2 separate regions of the Homo sapiens genome follow, and region 2 is linked to region 1. A link is a loop called in an ENCODE intact Hi-C map of the cell type or tissue named here. Cell type or tissue: endothelial cell of umbilical vein. All regions are shown on one strand.

Region 1 (8,000 bases):
AGGTTTCCAAATTTATCCTGGAAAAAGGCACACATCTGTAAACTGGGGTTGGATTGGAAGGATTGCATAAAGGAATCAAGACTTGAGCTTCTTCCAGTTAGTGAGGCAAAGATTTCTAATAGAAGAGAATTTGAATTTGATAATCTAGCAAGTGAATTAAAAATAAGGATGAGTGAAAACTCCATGGCTTATGGCCTGCATTTTATATAGTTAAGAGCTTTAAGAATTAGATAGTATGAGGAATAAGTGAGAAACACACTCTAGCTAACACCTTTTAAATGTATTGGGAGTGATAAATATGAGAAATTTGTCATGGTTGAGATAATGAAAAAGGGACTATTCCATGGCAGTTTGAAAAACTTAAGAAATAAGAATATAATTTTGGTGGACTAACTGCATATTAGACATCTCCATTTGTTGTCTTAATTGGTGTCATAGGCTTAATATGTCCCTAACCAAGCCCATGCTCTCCTCTCTTCCTGAACCTGGATTCTCCCTAGACCTGGACTAGGTCTTCCTGACCCTGGATATTCTCAATCTATAATTAGTACTAAATAATTCTAGAACAAAAGGGAGAAAGGGAAGCTAAGTTGTTTATACAACAAAGACAATATGGGCAAAGCCTGAATTTCCAAAAGCAACTCTGCCTGAAGTAAATGTGATTAGATTTCAGGATGCAGATATATTCTCTTGGAAAGCAGAAGGATAACAGAAACACCACACAGTGCTTCTTAAAATCTGTTTATAATTTAAATAGCCCTGAGAATTTTTATATTTTGTCCTGTCACTACAATTGCTAGAGCTTTTATCTAGGCCACAATTACCAACACATATAGAAGAAAAAAATAAATTGGTGGTTAAGATTTAAGCTATTTAGAAAATAAACACCTTAAAACACATGTTACCGTAATCCTAGAACTTTGGGAGGCCAAGGTAGGCGGATCACGAGGTCAGGAGATCGAGACCATCCTGGCTAAAACGGTGAAACCTCGTCTCTACTGAAAATACAAAAAATTAGCCGGGCATGGTGGCGGTAGCCTGCAGTCCCAGCTACTCGGGAGGCTGAGGCAGGAGAATGGTGTGAACCTGGGAGGCAGAGCTTGCAGTGAGCTGAGATTGCGCCACTGCACTCCAGCCTGGGCAATGGAGCGAGACTCTGTCTCAAAAAAACAAAACAAAACAAAAAAACAAAAAATGTTACATAAACATCTCTAAAAGGGAAGATTTAACAATACATGGCACACAGTAAGCATTCAATAGATACTTGTTGAACGAATGAATGAAATTGAACAATAAGGAGAAATATGAGCTAAAATTCAACATGGATTTTATTGCTTTCTTGTTTGCCCTAGAATAAGAGTTCTGGAAATCTAATGAATAGATAAGTCATATATTTACAATTTATAATGTGATATCGGGCAGTGAAATATAAAGGTATTTTGGCAATTTAGATAAGGAGGCATGCAGACGTTTGTAAATCATTAATGAAATGGGCCATTTACCCTACCTGTGAATTTAAGTTAAAAGTTAGCCTGAATTATGCATTGGAAAGATTTTGCTTCATTTCCAGCTCACTGCAATGTAAACTAGAAAATTGCCCATTTATGTCAGATGTGTGTGAACCAGAGCAACTCCATCTTAAATAGGAGCTGGGTAAAATGAGGCTGAAACCTACTGGGCTGCATTCCCAGACGGCTAAGGCATTCTAAGTAACAGGATGAGAAAGGAGGTCAGCATAAAATACAGGTCATAAAGACCTTGCTGATAAAACAGTTTGCAGTAAAGGAGCCAGCCAAACCCACCAAAACCAAAATGGCGCCGAGAGTGACCTCTGGTTGTCCTCACTGCTACACTCCCACCAGTACCATGACAGTTTACAAATGCCATGGCAACATCAGGAAGTTACCCTATATGGTCTAAAAAGGGGAGGCATGAATAATCCACCCTTTGTTCAGCATATCATCAAGAAATGACCATAAAAATGGGCAACCAGCAGCCCTCGGGACTGCTCTGTCTATGGAGTAGCCATTCTTTTATTCCTTTACTTTCTTAATAAACTTGCTTTCACTGTGCACTGCAGACTCGCCCTGAATTCCTCCTTGCACAAGATCCAAGAACCCTCTCTTGGGGTCTGGATTGGGACCCCTTTCCTGTAACATTTAGATTAAGAAAGTTTCTTGGAGGAAGTGCGTCTCAGTGGAAGAAGGAAAAGCCATGTGGCAAAATGAAGTGTAATGAGAACTTGCTCAAGAAAATAAACATTATGGATAAGATAGATGTATAGAAATGATTAATCATTTTTCTTTATGACTTTATTCCAAGTTTTAAATAAATGATACAACATATTTATCCTTGTAAGGCAAGAAGCAAGCATGGATAGTGATAGAACTACAAGGTGGGAGATGGTTGGCTTTATCATTGTGAGTTGATTTTTTTTTTCCATTTATTCATCAGGTACTTTTGAGTCAGGCGCCCTGCTAGGTACCTGGTTTATATGGATGATGACATGGCCCCACAATCTAGAGGGGGCATCAGTCAAATAACAAGTTAGCAATGAAATTTATATTACCAGTTGTGACACTATGAGCAATAAGTGAAGCAGACAGGTACAAGAATAGAGAATAACAAAGAGCAAGGTAGGGATTATCTTTGGTTTTCAGATGATGGAACTGATATTTGAAGAGGATAAGAAAATGATTTGAATTCAGATGCTTGGTGAGTGGCAGAACTGGGATCCTAATCATGTCAGTTTGATTCCACAGCCTGAGCTGGAATTAATGTTACAGTTTGCAGCACAAACTCCCTGCTTAAATCCCTGCAGTGGCTACTCACCACCTCTGGAACATAAAGTTCAACTTTCCTGACTGGGCTCTGCCTCTCTAACTTCATTTCTTAGCAGCTCCTCTACACTACACGATCTGTTTTGTACAACCAGGCCTTAGCTCTCACTGTCCTTTTGGCCTATCCCTTTGCCCTGCACAATCCCTCAACCCGGTTCTTGGTTTCTCCAGGAAGCGCCCACGAAATCTCCAGTGGAGGTTAAGTACTCTTCCTCTGAGCTCTTGTGAAATCCTGTTAATTAGCTCCCGGCAGGTTACTACCTGTGGACCAGATCTGGCTGCTGCATGTTTCTGTAGGTCGTAAGCTAAGAAAATGTTTACATTTTTAGAGTTGAAAAAAATAAAAAAGATTAATATTTCATGACATATAAAATTACATGAAATTTGCATATCAGTATCCATAAATAAAAAGTTTGATTAGAACACAGCTATGTCTACTCCTTACAGACTGTCTGTGGCTGCTTTTGTGTTGCAATAGAGTTGAATATTTAGTTGCGAGAGACCATGTGGCCTGCAAAGCCTAAAATATTTACTATCTGGTCCTTTACAAAAAAAGTTTGTTTACTCCTAATCTAAATCACACAGTATTTTAAAGTGGATCTCCCTGAGCTCGTTCCAAGCTCTTTGTAGGCAGGTATCACAAAATCCATCTCACTACCACCAGCTCTCCAGCTCCTCACTGTGGCACTTAGTAAGTAGGCATTTAATACATATTTGCTGAATATGTGATTCCATACTTTTGTCCACAGGGTAGTTCTTCAAATCCTTGTGAGCAGCCATCCTGCTACCCATCCAGTGTTTCCCTTTATAGGTGCAACATCCAGCCATTCCTATCCTTCTGGTGACATTGAATGTCCTGAAACTAATCTGGTTTAGTGCCTCTTTACATCATCTGTTTTTCTTTTTAAAACCCGGCATTATTTTTGAAAATTATGAAGAAATTACCATTTGTTAGAATGTGTACCCTTTTAAAATAAAAATTAGGTATCACATTAATAAATAACAATGATCTGTCCTTCTGGTTAATGAATAGTTGGTCTATAAAGACAAAACTTAATCAACATGATATCATCTTTTTCTCTTTGGTAAGAGAAAGGAAAGGAAAATGTATTTGCTGGCCGACTTTTGGTTTATAAACTTGAAACCTTTAGTTTCTCTGATCTCCAGTGTGGAAAAAATAAAGTAGAAATTCAAATATTTACTTCTGGCACCCCAGAAGAAAATACCAGAGTTTCTACTTTATTTTCTTCTTCTAAAAATAAAGGATTGGAAATTTACTGAGGTCTGATGTACAGTATCACAGAGGTGCCCCTGTTCTGGCATGATTCACACGCAGTACTCAAGGTTTCCTGAGGGTGGCATGGAAGCGCCACCGTGGGGTGGGGTGCCAGAGGGGCCTGCACTTTATTTGCTGTTAGCATTTTTCTATGTATTGCGCTTTATGTGAGCCCAGTTAAATTGGTTTATAGATTATGTTATTTAATTGTAACCAAACTACTCTTCACAAAATGAGCATGTTGCCTAAAATGAGTCCTGAACAACAACTGTGGCTTGAAGAAAACTTGATAATGCAAACACGAGTGAGAAATGAGAATATGACCCAGCTGGTACCTCTTCTTCAGCTGTGCTCTGTCAGTCATGCCTACAGGTAAAAATGATCATCTATTTCAGGTTAGAGAAGCTGGCTAAAAGCTTCTCTAAAAGTTTAAAAGTTTTAAGCTTTTAAAAGTTTTGATTTAAAAAAAATAAAAAACTTCAGTCGATGTGATATATTGACATATTTTCTGTAAATTCCAAACTAAGTTCATATTAAATATTATGAATATTGTGCATTTGTGAGGCATTTTTTTGATGTGACCATCTATAAAACTAAGTGTTGAAATAAATGGAATCTAATATTATGCTTGTGAATTGCTACATTACAAAGTTAAACAGATATCTTAAAGAAAAGTGAGGCATATTTATTATTAACAAATTAGTAATTATATTTTAAAGGGAGAATAACATTTTTATCATTCATAAAGCAAATTGTAAAATGTTTACTTTTGCTTTATCTTTTACATTTTTTGACTTTTAAGTTTATAATGTCCATTTTATATTACTATAGTGGTCTATATACACTTACAAACCTACAAGTAAATGTATAAAGAGGAATGTGCTCCCAAAGTTTTACTGATAGGTGAACATCATCAACATTAAAAGATGTCTGATCTCATCGGACAAACCTAAGCTAGTTAAGCACAAATTGTAGGAGAGGATATTCCTCTCTCCCCCAATCATTTTCATTTTTACAAAATGCTTATTTATCTGGTTTACCAATAATTACTTTTTTTGATGAAAAGAGATATAATTTTGAGAAAAGAATTGCCTATACTCCTAAATCAGAGTCTACATTTTTGGATGAGGGAAATATCTTGTCATTTCTCTCTTTCACAGCCTGATAGAATTTGTGATCATTTATGATTAATATTTTTGGTACTTACTTATTGTTGGTCTCCTTTTTGAGAAGTTAGGACCCAAAAGTGGAGAGATAATGTTCATGGTATTGACTGAATTTCAGGTGCCTAACACACAGCTGAACTCAGATGGGGTGCACAGTGCGTGCTGATGGACAACTATTTAGAAGCTAGAGATAAGAAGAGAGGGGAGGGATGAGGGGCTGTTGTGGGTATGGTTTCCTCTCCCTCTGAGATCACAGCAAACCATGGACCAAGAAGGTGACTTAGCCCTGGAAATGAAATTTTAGATCTACTTGTTGGGGAATCCTCCTGTATAATCAACAGCTTCAGTTCACTTTAAGCATCATTTGCTTGTTCAGAAATACTGTCAGCCTTCCGGAGTTTGGTCTACATTTCTCAGCCAATACACAGTGATTTAGACTGTGTCTACCCTTATGGCCTCAGCTTAAAGAACTAGCTGTAATATTGGGCCTAAAGGCTGCTGACCTTTCTATGGTAGTAACATAATGGGCAATCCTGAGTGTCCATCATAGGAATCACACAACAACATAGCTAGGCTGTGCTAATCAATTTTTCTACAAATTATAAATATAATCTGGATAACTTTATCCAACATAATAATGTCTTATAATCATTTCAGTTCATTTTGATTTGTTCTGATTGAATTTAATTCACTTTACTTCAATTCAGTTCATACTATATGTTAAACACTGGGGATTAAGTGAACTATTCGAGTTTTCATTTAATTTAATTTCTTCATGGGGGCCTACAATGTGCTAGGCGATGCTAGATGACGGTTATGCAAAAGTGAATTAAGTTGGTCTCCTTAAAGGAGTTCACAGAGAAAGAGCCACGAATACCTACAGTGTGTGATAAATCATGGGACGAGATAACTCCAGTGCACCATGGGAACACAGAAAAAGAAATAATGAGGGTGTTGGCAACCCTGATGATTAAACAATTCATTCTCATGAATGAGAAAAGGTATGTACAGAACACAGTTGAAGAAACACAACAGTCAGTGATCAAGTGAAAAAACGTGGACAGTATAAAGGTAAAGAAGAACAAAGATGGGTTTAGGATATGTGGGAAGTTTCCTGGAGGAGCAAATACTTAAACTGGCTCTTCCCCCTCCACCTGTTTTTCTGGACTACATTTTACCAAACTAAAAAAGGAGGGGCAGAAAAGAAAAAGGTAAGATGCTATGAAACTTTTTATCTCAAACCTCTGAGGCATGACTTCTGAAATGATTAAAAGTAAATTAAAACTGCCCAGGAAGTCACAGGCTGCATGTGAGTGTCTTCCCACCAGGAAGCCACAGCTCACTGTTTCACGGCCACTCTTTTTTGTATTATGTAAACTTGTAAACACTAACCTTCCTCTTTTTTATAGTCATTGAATAGAACACAAATTCCTTCTGGACATTATTTTCCAGCAGAAATAAGAAACACACTGAAGAAAATGAATAAAGAGCAATTGTTTCTTTAGCTCATTAGGGCATTTGCTGTTTATGAAGTCGCAGGGATTTGCATGTGTTGGCATTTGCAGGCACAGTTGGATAGCGTTACTTTGTCAAAATAATCTATAGAGAGTATTCATTGTGAGTCAACTGATGATCATTTTGCTGCTCAAGAGCATTCATTATCTTCTAGAGTTGAGGTTTCTATGATTTGGGGATTATGGCCAATTGAAATTACAGTGTGCACTGTCTAGGTGGGGGAAGCTGTGAGTAAGTGGGCAGGCTTAGGTAACAGATGCAGCTGGAGTGAGGAGCTGGGCCTTTGCCATTTCTTTACCTTGTGACCTTGAGCGAGTCTCTTTTCCAAACCTTAGTTTTCTCATTCATATATGGGGATAACCATACCTACCTCATGAGAGTATGAATAGGATTAAACAAGACGAAATTAGTAAATGCACAGCAGAGAAAGCACTGACTAGATTATAACTATAATTATTATTAGCAGTAGTAGTCTTTCATTCGTATTATCTTAAGGAAAAAATAAAATAATCACTTTTGGTGAGGATACATTTGTCTTTAATAGATGTGCTCTTCCATGGGCTGATGTTGTCTTTAGGCTGGGCATGATCTTTTAGAGTTTTAAAATGAAACTTTAGAAGATTGGAGGGATTTAATAGGTTAATTCCCTAACCTATGGCAGGTAGGTAGGGTACCATCCCTAACTCAGTATTTCTTTTATTTTTATTTTTTATTTTTATTATTATTATTTTTTGAGACGGAATATCGCTCTGTCGCCCAGGCTGGAGTGCAGTGGCGCGATCTCTGCTCACTGCAAGCTCCGCCTCCCGGGTTCACGCCATTCTCCTGTCTCAGCCTCCTGAGTAGCTGGGACTACAGGCGCCCGTCACCATGCCCGGCTAAATTTTTTGTATTTTTAGTAGAGAGGGGGTTTCACCGTTTTAGCCAGGATGGTCCCGATCTTCTGACCTCGTGATCCGCCCGCCTCAGCCTCCCAAAGTGCTGGGATTACAGGAGTGAGCCACCGCGCCCGGCCCTAACTCAGTATTTCTGATAAACTTTCCTCTAGCTTTTGTTTGGGAACTAAAATGGGAAGAACCAAGTATGGATTTCCATCACTTATACTCATGGATCCCAGTTCAGGTCTTTATAGTTAATAAGAGTAGGTTCAATTCTTTTCTCACATTTTTCAGACAGTTATGTCCTCTTTGAATTCTGTATTTT
Region 2 (8,000 bases), 190 kb after region 1:
CTAGAAAGCCACATTGGCATTGAATAGATGTGAAGCTAGAAAGGTGAAATGGAACAAAGAATAAAGCCTTATTTATGGCTTTGCCTGTGGTCAACCCTTGTAAAAAAAAGTTGTGAAAACACATGCTTTTCCAACTCCATGAGGATGCAATAAAGATAAAGGAAGTCAAGATAAATGAAAACAATCTAAGTCCTGAGAAAAGGGTTCAAAATCCAAATTACACCATTTCTTTCTCCTTAAAAATCAATTTGACATGGACACTTTCAGAAAGGAAGAAATTGCTTTTAAATCATAGATCTGAATTCTAAAATCCAATCAAAAATCTTGCACTCAGATGTTCCAGATACATTTTTTATAAGTTCCAAATCCATTTTTCATAAGGCATAAAATGGAAAAAATCTCCTGCCATTTGTAGAATGTCTCTATTCTAAAAATATATTCTGGTATGTTGAGTTTTTTACTGTATTACATGCTATATGATCTTATAAAAATCTCTGGATGAAAAAGGGAACTGGAATAGGAAATTTCACTTTAAAAAATTATTTTAAAAAGCAGCACAATAAATATGAAATTTACAAGACACCAATATAATGCGAATAAATTATTTGAAATGGAAAAGGAATAACCTGTGCTGTACATGTGTGTGTTTTTTAAAAAGACGTGTTTCTTTCCCAAGTCTTGATAGTTCAGTGAAAGAAATGTAGAAATAATGAAACATGACATATTCCTTAAATAATTCAAATGAGAAGAATTGGGAGGAAGGAAACAGAATGTAAAGATTAGCTTGTGCCCTACAATAGCTGAACAGGGGCATTGTGGTAGGCTGTCTTGAGAGAATCAAAATTAGACATTCCAACATATCAGCGAGATTGCTAGTGGTCTTGGGAAGGTTCCCTTTTGTTCACTACCAAATATGCCTTCTTTGAAGGGAATCCTTTTCTGCCCTCTCAGGAAAAGAAAAAAGAAATATACTGGAATAGTGATAAAGCTATTTCTAGGGCTCCTACTAATCTTTTATGAAGCCTCGTCTGCTATCTCTTTTAGAAACTAAAAATAACGTGAGGTGATACATGAATATGCAATGAAATATTAAAGCTGCTCACCCAAATTGGGGAAGGTTCTCACTGTTACAATTGGGAAATTACCAAAATTAATGTGAATGTATGAAATCCGGCAGGAATTAAATCCCAGGTGCTTGTCAGCTGTTGCAATTTGAGTGATAGACATAAAAACTAAAGATAGACATAAAAACCAAAGTGAAAAAGAAAGTGGAGGTGCTAGGAGCGTTGCTTTCTGGACGATACCTGTGGCAAGATGATGAGAGAATTATTCCAGTGCTCTCTGAGCAGCTGCCGCTTAAGACCTTCCTATTATTCCCACTGTTATGCTCAATGACTTTTAAAAAGCTATTTTGGGTGCAGTTCTTGGGCTCCATCCAATATATATCTTTTTATTCTTCGCTGGTGTATTGCCACTTGAATGGGCTGAGAGAGTTATATAAAACAAGCCAGATGGTAGCTGCTTGAGGTTTGAGATACCTTGTGCTGTAAGGGGGTGTAGAAGAAAATAAAGAAACAATAAAAACCTAAAAGCAAGTGTAAATAAAATAATGTTTAGATGAGGGGACTGTCTTTCTTATATCTAATTAGTAAAACACTATTGAAGTTATCTATAAGGAAGACAATGTTAAATGAACTTATAAATAATACCAGATTAGATTACCTTTTAAGGAGTAAATATTATTTACATTTGTCATCTCCAGGAATTGGTGTATTATCACAGAAAAGTGCCTGCTAAGTATAATTAACGTGACTATTTTTGACTTTCACACAGATTGAAAAAAACATGAAATTGACATTCACTAATTATTCACTTGCAAGGAAAATAAATCTTAGGCCTTCATTGTCTACTACTCAGAAGATGACAAATTACAATTTCAAGAGAAATCTGGTAGGAGGAAATGTATCTGGCAGCTAGTCTTTGATGTGGGAAACCAGGGGGCCAGGAGTCTACTTCCGATTTTTTCACTTATTGGACATTTAATCTTTGGGGAGCCACTTAGCTGCTTAAAGACATTTTTACTAACTGAAATGGATATCATGAATAAAATTACTTCCTTTCTCTCAAAGAAAAAGTTTCAAAAGTTCAATTTGCTTTCTAGACCTGGGGAGGATAATAAATTGAAATGCCCATGAATATAAAAAACACACACAATTAAAAAGTTATGGGCAAAGGAACACAATCAAGTACAATATTCCCATTCTAATATTGATGAAAGAAAATGTCAAGCAATGTAAGACTAGAACCCAGGTTTTCTACACTTTTTCCAGTATAGTATAAGAATACTTTTTACAAAGTAATGGCTTTGTGCAACAAATATAAATAAAATACAAACTAACATAGGTATCATGCAAGTGAGGTAGAATATATAAGAGGAATTTGAATGTCTAGAATTGATAAAGTAATTGAACTTTATGTCATATTACTCATAAAAATTTTATACTTATGAAATAAGTAAAATCCAGAAGATACCAGAAAATCACATGCAAAGAAAGATGAGAGGAAAGTTTTAGAAGATGTAAATTTGAGGGGATCCTTGAATATAAAGAAAATCCTTTGGTGTCAGGGGAAAAGGTGACAGAAGCAGCTTCTTGAACAAAGAAAGATATAAAAAATGCTATGACACCAAATGAACTATTTTTGAGAATTAAAATGTCAGAAAGTAAAACAGTTAAATTCTTAACATGCTGCAGGATTGCATTTAAATATTTTTTTGGCCAAAAATGTTGAAGATTTAAAAAATGGAGAGTATCTCTCATTTTCTAATGGACATTAGTGGAAATATAGGACATATTTTATAGAAAAAGCCTGTATAGTTAACTTTGCTATAAAATAATCATTACATGATACATTACTTGGTTCAGTGGAACTGGTATGTAATTATGGATATTTTCAAGTCACTTCTATATACATACTACTGATCCATATTTTCAGTCCATACTGCTAGTAGTTAGCTGATATAATGAAGATTTGCTGTAATGGACTGATTTCTTTTTTTGAATGGGCTACTCTTTTTTTAACATATATTTGTCTTTTGTCTCTAATAAAGATGTCAGCTCCTTGAAGACTCAGACCATTCCTTCTGCAGTGCAAACTTATATAACAAGATATAATGTGGCCACTTATTATCTGTGTACTCTGGAGAAATCTAACACAGAAGGGATATTGGAAAGGTGGAATAGTTGTTCTGTAAAATCTCACACTAGATCACTCCAATGTGCATTCAACCCTAAAAGTGCCTGATGGAGGTGAAGACCTTACCAGGCTCAATAGAACTGCTAGAAAAACAGTCGGAAAAATAGAAATGCAAATGGATAGGTGAAAGATAATTTAAGTAGCATTTAATTTCATTTTAATAAATCTCCAGCACTTAGTTATTTGTCATTCAAATAGGTGACTCTTCATAAGCACTGATGATTGACTTCTTGTGAACAAAGGTAATTAGAAATTCACAGAATCTGTAAATAATGTCTTAGGTCAATTTCTGAGCATAACTAGTGCTCCTGAGGATCAGTAGTACAGACCAAGATGGCAATTCATAGTGGAGAGAGCCGGCTTCTTGATACTTCCTTTTGCTAGGTGACATTTCTGTTTGCTAATGAAGATGCTCTTGCGGTAAGAACACAGCTCATGCAGTTTTATGTCAGGAAAGAGATCCTGGGATAGAAGAATTTTCAGAGGAGATGCTTAAGCTTTACCAGTTTAAAGAGAAATATTCCCTTTCTAAATATCAACAGTTTCCCAGTGAATCTAAAATACTCAGAGCGTGCATGTTAATAAAGATGATGTCACAAACCACTGGGGTGCAAATTAGATTTCCATTCTTTTACTTCTACTCCTAGATGTGGATTATAGTTATTCATATTTGACTTGGAAAGAGCTGAAACATAAGAGTTTTAAAACCTACCTAATTCTGACCATCTTAGATATTCTGAATGCTGGATATTATCTCTTAATATAGTTTACAGTGATTTTCAGTTGTGCTATAGAAGACACATGCAAGATAATTATCTGTTGGTGACAACAGCAATGGCAAAAATCTTTGTAATGCCCATGCTAATCTCATCTCATTATAATCTCTCTGCACAGTGGGTGGCTTGCTGATGGTCACATGGCCAGAAACTGATGATGCCAAATTCAAACCCAGGATTCTCATGCCAGATACTAGCTCAATTTATTTATTTAACATATTACCAAATTGAGCCCTTGAAAGGTTAAGTGAGGTATCTAATGTTACATAACTAATAAAGGCATAAGTTCCATTTGGAGCTCAACTGTTGCCAAGTAACTTAGTTCATATCTAGTCATATAGTTCTACAAGTACAATGATAACATTACAACCTATGTTTTTTTCAGCATTTAAAATAAAGGGAAAACATGAGTGAATTCTGGACTAACACCAAGATCCCTGTGAGTTTTCCATCACGTGAAATAGAATACTAATAATGATTTACATGACTCACTTCCTCTTTCTATTCATATTTTCATAATAATTTATTGTCTACTTCATAGCAACATAATGACAGAATGGGAAAAATACTGATCCATGTGGGCAAAACTACAGGATGTTTCCTCACCCTGGGAAGTTTGTTGTTTCTGATATTTTAGGAAGGTAGCTAGAAAAATGGTGGCTGGCGGAGACGATGATGTGGCCCTGCTGTGAGCTGCTAAGGGTACAAACACACTGCAAAGGAATTGTAATTTGTGGATTGTGCTTGTGCTTCTTGTTATGAGATTTTAAAAACAAAGTTGTTTCCTGTAATTATGCCCAGCAGGCACAGAACTCACTACCTTAGTGCTTGCTCGAAAACTTTAGTAAGCATTGATTGACCCTTGAGAACAGCTTGAAAAACAAATAGAAGGTACATATCTAACCTGAACATTCTCTGTTTACCCATGGAACAAAAAACAGCCAGAAAAATTAGCTTGAAAGGACCATCTATACGGTAAGAGGGAGGAGAGGGGCTGTGGGAACAGCATGGTGTATGTTCTTCTAAGAAAGAACCCAGTAATTAAGCCACATAGACCCTTTAGCCTAGAGAAGGGTTTCTTGGCCTTGACACTGTTGACATTTTGGACTACATAATTCTTTGGTGGTTGGGGGTAGCTCTCCTGTGCATTGTGGGATGTTTAGCAGCATTACTAAATGCCAGTAGCACCCTTTTCCCTGAGTTGTGGCAATTAAAAATATCTCCAGATATTGCCCATGTCCCCTGGGGGCAGTATCATCCCTGGTTGAGAACCACTGGCAAAGATGAACCAGTTCCTCTCTACAGAAGACAAATATCTTCCTGTCTGCGCAACTTACTGTGTTCACTAAAAGCTGGTACATCCTATGCAGCACCACTCACTGCAGAAGACTTGTCTCTTCCCGAAGTGAGTGGTGCTGCATGTGTAAGCTACATATACCATAATATCTCAGCCAGTTTAATTCATTCAGATGGAATGTGCATGCTCCAGGGGACAAAAGTTTGTCTAGCTTGAATCTCTAATGCTCAGAAAAGTGAATTCCACATAGTCAGTGCACAATAAACATTTGCTGACTTAGGCAATGAATGTATGATGAAATATTTCTTAAATTCTTAATTAAAAAGAATATAACACATTTGGTTCTTACTCTGAACGATTATTACAAGGACCAGTTTGCATCAGAATTTGACCTACATCAAATGAAGCTATAACAATATTATTATCTGTACACAATATTTAACTTTTTAAAATTGTTAGGCCTTTAAAAATGGGGAAACAGAACTGATTTCTAATGAGAAGTAACAGAAGTAACAGAACTGATTTCTAATGAGAAGTAACTAAGCACAGTTTAGACACACTAATATTATGCAATTTGCTTTAGGTTATCAGATTGAAAGAAAATCTTTTCAGCAGAGATGCTAGAAGAAGGGTAAACATTTATGCTTTTAAATTATAGTTCAGATCTCTGCTTTCAGTCAGTTAAAAACTATTGATGCAATTAACTGCAATATGTGTTGGTCTAAAAAATAAAGTTCTTGAACTATACGCATATCATCTGGACCTACCCATATCTATAGTTTTTTCTCCTTTTACTCTCAGGCTTTGTTGATTGAGTCCCCAGGATGCATTATGCTATTTTCACAGTCCAGGAGGTATATTCTCATGGATGGTCCTCAACTTGTTGTTCATCTGGTCAATTACTCAAGTAGACTTTATGAAGATGTTTCAGGAAATGCTTAATTTTAGGAGTTGGGACAAACTAATGAACAAGAGAGAATAAGAGCATTTAGGAAGAAAACCATGACACCAAAGTGTCCCAAAAAATCACAGAAAGGGAGTTAAAAAAAGACCAATCAGTAGTACCAAACATTAAAGTGAGTTTAAGGAGGATGAAGACCAGTAAAAGACTATTGAAATTAGAGTTTAGAGGTCACTAGAAACTTTTAAGAGAACAGCATTATGAAGTGGAAGCTGGATTACAAGGGCTTGACAAGTGAGTAAAAAGCTGTGATTTTAAAACAGTGCACAATTTTGCAGTTGAAAGGACAAAGACAAAGTAATAACTCAGGGTAACATGGTGAAAAGCTGTCTTTAGAATGTTACAGACCTATACATGTGTGTAGACAAAGAGAAGTTACCAGAAGTGAGAAAGATTTAAAACATTATAAATTAAAACGGAGATGACTTATAGTGCTCCAGAGGAAGAGCATGGAGGATGAGGTAGGGGTGGGGTTGTCTAGGAGAAAGAGAAAAAAGAGTGAAAATAAAGATGTTCTGGAAAAGGGATGATAGAATTGATAGGAACACAATGGGATGTTGTTGGTCTTCATGTGAACTAAAAACTAAGGTTATCAACTGAAAGAGAAGGGATTAGGGGCATTGTGGGAATTTCAGACATTTGAAGCCTGGAGCAGCAGGAGTACTGAGTAGCAGTGAAAGCCCATTGGTGTCTCATGAGGAGAATCCACAGTGGTTCCAGTCACATGACCTGGTCTGCCACACTTAGCTACTTGGGAATGGAAACTGAGAAATCAGATCATAGGGTCTCAGGAACTATTTAAATATATTAGACATCTAGAAAGGTATACGGTTGATATGGAGAAGAGTGGGGGCCCTGGAAGAAAAAAAAGGGAGAGAAGATTGTATTTTGAGTAGAAAGTGGCAAAAATGCTATATGTATTGATCCATACTCTAAGAAACAATGTGATATGCATTCAATCATTTTTATATTGTCAGTACTTCACCTTCTGCTAATATGATCCATAAAAGTAAATCCCTAAGATTTCTTTCCACTCCAAATTTCTATGTTATGAATGACTTTGTTTTATTTAATATTTTTAATTAGCTCAAGAAAAATGCAATCATAAATACTGATATCATTTGAACCTGTGTCCTCATCCAAATCTCACGTTCAATTGTAAACGTGGATTAGTTTACAATGGATTACAATGGACGATGGATTAGTCCATTCTCACAGTGTTAATAAAGACATACCCAAGACTGGGTAATTTCTAAAGGAAAGAGGTGTAATTGACTCGCAGTTCTGCAGGGCTGGGAGGCCTCAGGAAACTTACAATCATGGCAGAGAGGACGCATATACGTCCTTCTTCATGTGGCGGCAGCAAGGAGAATGCAGAGTGAAGAGGGGAAAATCACCTTATAAAACCATCAGCTCTCGAGAGAACTCACTCGCTATCATGAGGACAGCATGGAGGTAACTGCCCCCATGATTCAGTTATCTCCCACTGGGTCCCTCCCATGAAATATAGGGATTATGGGAACTACAGTTCAAGATGAGATTGGGCTGGGGGACACAGCCAAACCATATCACCCAACGTTGGAGGTGGGGCCTGCTGGGAGGTGATTGGATCATAGGGGTGATTTCTCATGAATGGTTTAGCACCATTCTCTTGATACTGTCCTCATGATAGTGAGTTCATTTTCTTGAGATCTGCTCATTTAAAAGTGTG

What was found. Hi-C counts contacts between places; a loop is a spot of excess contacts. Peaks named below come from ENCODE experiments on the same cell type or tissue, not always from the same donor. Only the 100,000 strongest peaks of a DNase experiment are listed, where the experiment ranks them.
Region 2: it touches region 1 in a loop (3.0-fold over the local background); 3 of 110 quality-filtered maps call a loop at or near these places.

What each region holds. Positions count from the first base shown.
Region 1 is chr12:79,370,293-79,378,292 of GRCh38, reverse strand. The region is part of intron 9 of SYT1 (synaptotagmin 1); the gene reads right to left. Among named protein-coding and RNA genes, the nearest start is that of MIR1252, 45 kb to the left of the region's middle. RefSeq lists a silencer at 7,977-8,000. In endothelial cell of umbilical vein, a CTCF peak has its summit at 4,204; a DNase peak (open chromatin) is centred at 4,212.
Region 2 is chr12:79,180,668-79,188,667 of GRCh38, reverse strand. The region is part of intron 3 of SYT1 (synaptotagmin 1); the gene reads right to left. Among named protein-coding and RNA genes, the nearest start is that of MIR1252, 230 kb to the left of the region's middle. In endothelial cell of umbilical vein, no CTCF peak of the experiment used is centred here; a DNase peak (open chromatin) is centred at 4,447; H3K27ac peaks cover 2,162 bases.